Linked DNA regions of Homo sapiens: region 1 is linked to region 2. The links are chromatin loops, found by intact Hi-C in ENCODE. Cell type or tissue: A673. All regions are shown on one strand.

Evidence for each region. A loop is a pair of places that touch in the nucleus more often than their neighbours do. Peaks named below come from ENCODE experiments on the same cell type or tissue, not always from the same donor. Only the 100,000 strongest peaks of a DNase experiment are listed, where the experiment ranks them.
Region 1: a loop joins it to region 2, with 2.5 times the contacts of the local background. A loop is called at or near these places in 2 of 110 quality-filtered maps.

Annotation. Positions count from the first base shown.
Region 1 is chrX:30,502,846-30,506,845 of GRCh38, reverse strand. No RefSeq gene overlaps it. Among named protein-coding and RNA genes, the nearest start is that of TASL, 73 kb to the left of the region's middle. In A673, a CTCF peak has its summit at 2,327 (motif pointing right); a DNase peak (open chromatin) is centred at 2,325.
Region 2 is chrX:29,920,194-29,924,193 of GRCh38, reverse strand. All of the region lies in intron 8 of IL1RAPL1 (interleukin 1 receptor accessory protein like 1), which reads right to left. Among named protein-coding and RNA genes, the nearest start is that of MAGEB2, 290 kb to the left of the region's middle. In A673, no CTCF peak of the experiment used is centred here; a DNase peak (open chromatin) is centred at 1,663.

The sequences.
Region 1 (4,000 bases), 580 kb before region 2:
GGTTGAGTGACATGTGGAGCAGAGGTGGATTCAACCTGCAGCTTGAAGCCACTCAACTGAGCTCAACCAAGAATAATTGAACTGAGGTAGTTCAGCTGATGTGCAGACATGTAAGAAATAAATGTTCTCAGTGATATGCCATTGAGATTTTGTGTTTGTTTATAATGCAGTGATACCTGGTTGGGCTTGAGTTTGCAGTTAGACAGACTTGAATTTGGGCAACTTTCCTAAATATTCAGCATTCTTGTCTGTAAAATGTATGTAATCACAATAACTGTACCACAGTGTCATAGGCATTAAATGAAATCATACATGTAAAATATTAGGCACAATGCCTCGCTATTAATATTATACTTTCAGAGAGAAAGATACTCTGGTATTCTGAAATCTAATAAAATAGGATGCACTCATAGATTTGAAGATGGGGATTTGGTTTTAGAATATATGGTAGTTTTAAAAAAGGCATTTATTGTTCTGAAACTCGGGACACATCAATTCTTCTTCTTTTTTTTTTTTAGTTTAATGACCGCCAAACTTCATAAATTTACTACTTGAGAAGATGAATAATTGGCTTGGAAATTGTTTTCTTTTAAAGGAAAATAAAAACATGACTTTACCAACATCACTTGGTATATAAAGTGCTATTAGTCACATGCTGTAGTTAGCATGTTTGACTTGTTTGTGACCAAGAGTTCAGGTGAATACATTTGAGATTTATTTTGTAATTTTCCACATGCCAAAATAAAACAGCTTTTTTTGCCCCTCCATTGCCATCAGGTCGGAATAAATTGACTTTTGATGCAAAGTTGTGGCCAGAGGTTGAAATTTACGTGTGATTGATGGTCAAAGTGCTTACTAGCCGCACCCCCATCTTTTTTTATATTACCTCCTGGGCTGGGATCTGTTTTGTGTAAAATATTGAGATACTCACTGGTCTCTCTGCCCCTCACATGCCCTTGAAAGTGAAGAAAAATAGTTGACTAAATTGGCTTAAATTGGCTGTTAAAGAAAAAAAAAAAAGACAACTCCTAATGAATGAATAGATTTTCTAAGATACATTTCTAATTCTTGGGTCTTCAAGTATGCAATCTTAATATATTATTCCTGAGCCAATTAGTAAATTAATTGGTTCAACCAGCTCTCAGCACCCAGTTCAAGTTTTCTTACAGGGATTTTAGAATGGATACAAAATCCCTGGAGTAGAGATGCCCTCTTTCCTTACTGAGGCAATTCCCCTATGTTGAACTTCCATTTTCATAAAGAGAAGGACCCCAGAGGAATAGCAGCAGGGCTGCCAGCAGCTGTAAAAGGCTTTACTGTTGCAATAAAACCAAAATAGGCTAGACTTGTCTTTGTTCTTTTCATTTTGATGTGTTGCTAATTAAACTAGTAAAAATGCTTAGAACTCATTTTTTTTTTCTTTGAAACACATTTACATGTGTGTATATACAGCTTGGGTACATCACTGGGTGTTTGTTTGTTTTTGTTGTTGTTGTTTTGGTTTGGATTTCTCCAAAAGCTGACCCTGAGACAATGATTTGAATGCACATAGTTTATTTGGTAGTGACGCCAGGAAGCGTAGAGAAGGAGTTAGGAATAGAGGAAAGACAATAAAAGGTGCAAATTACTGTTGTAGGCAGCTGGAGTTTAGTTCCGCTGAGGTCCTCCTGAGAGAGCATGTAGAAAACAATTCAGAATGGTCCCACTAAGGGGGTGGGGGAAGAAGCTGAGGCATTTATTTATCCCTTTGCCCCATTGCTTCTGAGTGGTTCATGGGGTTGCTAACTTCCAGGTATTCCTGACTGCCCAGCACAGGCAGGACTCATTTCTGCAGCCAGAGATAGACCCCAGGCAGACATAATGCATGCAATGTATTTCAGTCCACCCGAGCCACAAAGGGTCAGCAGAGGAAACATGGACAAAATCTCCAAGAGCATCTGCTATGGGCACTAAAGGGAAAAACATGTTTCCTCTATTTTTATTTAAAAAGTAGAAACAAATCAAAGTTTCTCTTGTTACATGAACTTCAAAGGTAGAATATTTTTTGTTCTAAACAGTGAGTTGGAATAAATTATTTGCAGCACCCTGGTCTATTCCATAGGAGGGCTTTTATTTTCCAAATTAAACTCTTTCGTCTTTGTTAGTATGAAACATATAAGTCAAAACCCCAGAATTTTTTTCTTACAACCAAAAGCTAAAATGAGAACAATTCATTTTATCTACAAGAACAAAAATTTAGTGTTTTTTTCCCCTTCCATTTTACTTGGCTTCCTTACATTGATTTTTTTTCTAACGTTAGAGATTTTGTTACCAATTCTTGCCACGAGATGTCACTATTTTACCAGACTAATCTCTAAATGCTTTTCTGCAAATGTTTAAAACTACCTCCTATGCTGATGTTTCAATAACTTACTGAAATGCATCCATTAAAATTGTCAAAATCTTTCTGGTAGAAGAAGTTATAAGATTTCATTTGAATAAAGATCAAATCACAAAATATCTAGTAATCTCCCACAGAATCCAGGATCTTCCAGGGGCTTTGAAGGGAACCCATACACATTGGATAAATGTATCATAATTAAATAAAACATTTGACTTTTTCACTATTTGCTTCATTCTATGCTTCTAAGATTTATTAATACATCTTTTAATTCAGCACTTCTCAAACATTACAAAATGCAACCGCAAGTAATATATTTCTGGAAAATTCTTTTTGAATTTTAATTTAGCTGGCAAGGGAGAGACTCCTGTGAAACCTAGATGAGGAGCGTATCACGCGTCCACTATAAAGCACCTTCATAGAAATATTAAACCTTCAGGCAGAGGCCAAGCTCCTTACCAATTCTGCAATGCTTTCATTAGGAGTAGCTACTCTTTGGTTTATAATTCCTCTCCATGGAGTTTTCATGCAGAATCCTTTTTTTTTTTTTTTTTTTTTTCTTGAGACGGAGTCTCACTCAGTTGCCCAGGCTGGAGTACAGTGGTGCAATCTCGGCTCACTGCAACCTCAGCCTCCTGGGCTGAAGTGATTCTCCCGCCTCAGCCTCCCGAGTAGCTGGGACCACAGGCGTGCACCACCACGCCCAGCTAATTTTTGTGTTTTTAGTAGAGATGGGGTTTCACCATGTTGGCCAACTGGTCTTGAACTCCTCACCTCAAGTGATCTGCCCACCTCAACCTCCCAAAATGCTGGGATTACAGACGTGAGCCACTGTGCCCAGCCCAGAATCCATTCTTGCTAGCTGCATTATATTTCCCATATCTATAGGGATAGAAGAGTTTCATTTGGAATATAAAAGCCTCCTTATGGAAACACACTAGAACCCTGCAAGTATATGGTTCAATCAGCCCATTGTTTTGAACAAATACTTTCCCTTTAAAATAAATACATGTAAATAGGACACTTTGATATGCTTCTTTTTATTTATTAACAGGAGAAGAAATTTTTAGGACAATACACAGTGAAATATGCCTTGACAGTTCATATTAGCCAGTATGATAGAGGAGAATGGTCTGTGGACTTCAAGTCATACCTAGCTGCCAAGCTTGTCTCTATCATTCTGTAGCTGTGTACATTGCCTAGTTATTTATTGTTTTAATCTCTCTTCCTGTCTCATTTTCTTCATCTGATAAACGTGTGTGTAGTTGTATAGCAATAATACCATCCTTCCAGAGTAGTTCTGAAATTAGAAATTGTGTTGGTGTCCTATTGCTTTTGTAACAAATTCCCACAAATTTAGTTGCTTGAAACAACACAGATACATTCTCTTACAGTCATGGAGGCCAGAAGTCCAAAATCAGTTTCACCGGGCTAAAGTCAAGATGCTGGCAGGGCTGGTTCCTTCTGGAGGCTTATCTAAGGGACAACCCATTCTTTGCCTCTTTCAGCTTCTAAAAGCTACGAGAATTCATTGCCTTCTGCGGCTCATGGCCTCTTCTTCCTCCATCTTCAAAGCCAACAGCATGGCATCTTCAACTTTCTCCAGTTCCATTTTTGCAT
Region 2 (4,000 bases):
AACATTTTTTGGGTGCTAAGTATGTGTCAGACACTGTGATAAGTATTTACACATACGAGTTCATTGAATCCTCACAGCTGCTCTATGTGAGAGGTCTTATTATTATTCCCATTTTATAGAAGAGAAATTTGAGGCTCAAAGTGATTAAGTAATTTGCCCCAGATAGCACAGCTAGTAAGAACAGAGTTGGGTTTTGAACACAGCCAGCCCTACTCCTAAGTCCATGCTCTTAACCATTAAGATAATAAACATGTCTACACTGTGAGGTCATTCAAAATGAGAGTATAGACAGAAGGCACAGAGAGTGAAGAAGGAATCTGAGACAGCTTGATGGGTACAAGAGTGTCTAGGCCTGAGGTCAGAGCACAATACTTCTAGGTATCTACCTGGACTATTGTTTGTGTCAGAGAAATGGAAAATGTAAAAAATGGAGAGAATAGGACAGATCAGAGCTTTGGAGGAGAACTGAAGGTCAGTGTTCAGTGTGTGTTGGACAGGCAGTAGCAAGTGTATCTGGGTAAAAGATTCAAAGACTCAGATGTGGAATTCAATCAAGTATGAGCAATAACAAGAACAAGAAGTAACCCAATATCTAATTTGTCAGCGCTTTACTTTGATTATTATTTTTGAAGCCAGGATCTAATGCTCAAGCTTGCCAGGCCAGAGTCTGGCAAAGAGGATTGAATAGAAGCTTCTGGCAGGAGTGAAGAGTAAGGAGCAGGGCAGTCATAAACCAATATGGCCCATGGGCCTTGCCGTTTCATTCTCTGTCTTTCTCTTGCTGCATATTCTAGTGCTCTGTATAGTAAGTGAAATATATCTATATTGCATGTCTGATGAGATTCTGATGAACCTAATACCTTTTCTGGCTGCAGGAATTGGCAACTTTGGATATTCTCGAGCAAGATTTTTCTATGGTCAAATTTCTTGGTAGATTTTCTGCAGGCTTTCATGGAATTATGATTCTTTTACGCAGATAAAAGGCTGACCCAGAACATAGCCTAGCTCAAATGTAGCTGAATTATTTATTATAGTATCCCCTTGGCATTAAGGAAGACACATTTGATACAAGGAAGCAATGTTTCAAAGAATCCATACCACCCATTGGAGGGCTCTGAAATCATTTTATTATGTCAATGATAATGAACAAAAGGTAACAGTGAAGGAAAAATTGCTTAGATAATTTTGGCAAAGGAATGTCCTGGAAGGTTTACCTGTCAGAAGCAATGACAGCTTGTGGTATACAAGATCAGTATTCAACAAATGTTTGAACATGTCTCTCTAGGGAGGTTTTAAAAGGGAAGACTGTGAAGGCTTATAAGTTAAGGAATTTATGAGTAAGTGGCAGAAAAATACAATTAATAGTGAAAGCTTCCAGTTCCTTATCTAAGCCTTAGTATTCTGAGTAATATAGCAACTCACCTGATAATTACATAATTGTTAGCATGACAGACATTTGACTTTTTAGAGACTCAATGATCAAAGACCCAAACCTATAATTTCATATATGCTGTGTGCTGTTCTCCTGAACCTTGCAGGGCTGGTAAAGTTCAGGTCATGTCATATGTGAACGAAAGTCCTTTTTATCCCCCCAAGATGGGTGGGATAGATCATTCCATATAATCATGAGTCCCTCAAGAGCAGGAAATTGCATCCATTGGTGTCTTTGTGAATTGATGACTCATTTGCTGCAGCTCCCTTAAAAGGAAGGCATACATTCACTTTAAGAGGGACTTTTGGAGTACATGTCTTGGAAGGACCTTTTTTTGGCTTGTTAATGCTTTTATTTATCAAGAATAAAATGCCGTTGGTATAAACGCATATTTGAAAAACATACTAAAAGACTTAAGTACTGAAGAATACTCTAACATTGACCACATTTTTTTCATGTTTAGGAAATCAAATATTACTGGAAAAAATTTCAAATAATTTTCTTCATTCTTCATTTATTTTTCTAGAAATGGAAGGTTTCATAGCTTTGGGCAACTTAGCCTGGAGGTTTTTTGACCCCTTCTTGGCTGTGTGCCTCTCTGTAAAAACAGAGCTTTAATAGCTTTATCCTTAGATATAATTCATTTTCCTCCCCTTCTCCTTTGATTCCTACTTAACTGTCACCCCTCCCTTGTCCCCCCCCAAAATATGTTGTTCAAGTCAACACATTTTTATGTGCCCTATATCTTCTCTCCCCTAACTCCATTTTTGAGGACTAATTCAAACTCTTTAATTAAAGCAGATTCAAGAGAGTGACCAGAATGGTAAAAGTATTTCGCTAATACAAATGAAGAATGAGTAAAAGAAGCTAAAGAGGCTGAATCTAGTGAAGTAAAGGTTCAGAGACTCATGGTGACTGTCATCAAACACTTGAAGGGCTGTCTTGGGGAAGAGTGATTAAAAGTACAGAACTAGGGCCAATGGATAGACAGTGAAAGTGAAATGCTTTCTAACGGATTTTTCCAAAGATAAAATGGACTTCCTTGAGAAGGGAATGTGATCCAGTATAAGCTGATAGATCACTTCAGAAGATGTTATGGCAGGATAAGAAGTTCAATTACACAACACTTAAGTTGCTTTTAACTATGAGAAGCTACTTCTGTCCTTGTATATGTATGATATTTCTACTAAAATCTCTTCCTTGATTGGCTATATACTAAACTATAGAAAGATACAATCATATTGTTAGCTGCTGCATACCTTTCTCCTTGACTCACATCCCTAAAAGGTAGACTATTTTAGTACCATAGTCACCTTGACAACAGAGGTGTCTATTTTAACAGCATTCAGTAATATTATTCAAAGGGAATCTATTGCCCAATAAAGAAGGGGGAACAGCCTTCAATGTTCTCTTTCTTTTCAAACCTCAAAGAGTCTAGGATTAAACACGGGCTTTGAAATTAAAATCGTTGTAAATTTGCTGAGTAAGAGAACATCAAGTGTGCTTGTTCCAAAGAGTAGAAAGTTTTAACTTAGCATAATGTAGAAAAATTATTTTTCTCTTGTAATATACACAAACAATTTTACTAACAGGAATGGCTCACATTTTACAGTTGTCACTTATTTCAAACAATTCAATATACATTTAAATGCACTTAACCCTATGCAAAAGGTGATGGGGTGCTGTAGAGGCAGAGTTAGCACAACAGACATTGCACTTAACCACAGCTTATCTTACTTAAAAATGCATTATTATTCATCATTGGAGACTATTGTACAAATGAAAGTTATCCAAGGCAGAAACAATATGTCAAAAAATACTGCAGTGGGGAATTCACCAGACAGTTCTTACACTAAAGGAGCAATCTTCCAGTAAGAAATACAATCTTTGACTTAAAACCATTTAGTTGTTTTTTTTTTTTCTCTTTTCTTTCTTTTCTTTTCTTTTTTTTTTTTTTTTTTTTTTTTGAGACAGGGTCTCACTCTGTCACCCAGGCTGGAGTGCAATGGCGCAATCTCGCCTAACCGCAACCTCCACCTCCCAGGCTCAAGTGATTCTCCTGCCTCAGCCTCTCAAATAGCTGGGATTACAGACTTGCACCACTACCGCCAGCTAATTTTTGTATTTTTAGTAGAGACAGGGTTTCACAATGTTGGCCAGGCTGGTCTTGAACTCCTGACCTCAAGTGATCCACCTGCCTTGGCCTCCCACAGTGCTGGGATTACAGGTGTGAGCCACTGCACCCGGCCCCTAATATCTATTTCTAATAATAATAAATAGCATTTAACGACTTTCCTTGTATAGGCTCTGTCAAGCCCTTCACATTTTTTTGTCTTATTTTATTCTGACAACATACTGAAGGGTTGATACTATTATTTTCCCCATTCTATTTATCAGATAACTAAAGCTTAGGGAAGTTAAATGTTTTGCCCAAAGTTACACAGTTGGTATTAAAGAAAAGCAAGGATTTCAAATTTGATTTTAGAGACTGAGTTACTCACCCATCTACTGTGCTGTTTGCCTCGGTGGCTCTAATGCAAATATGATTATTTTATTTAGGAGAACTTT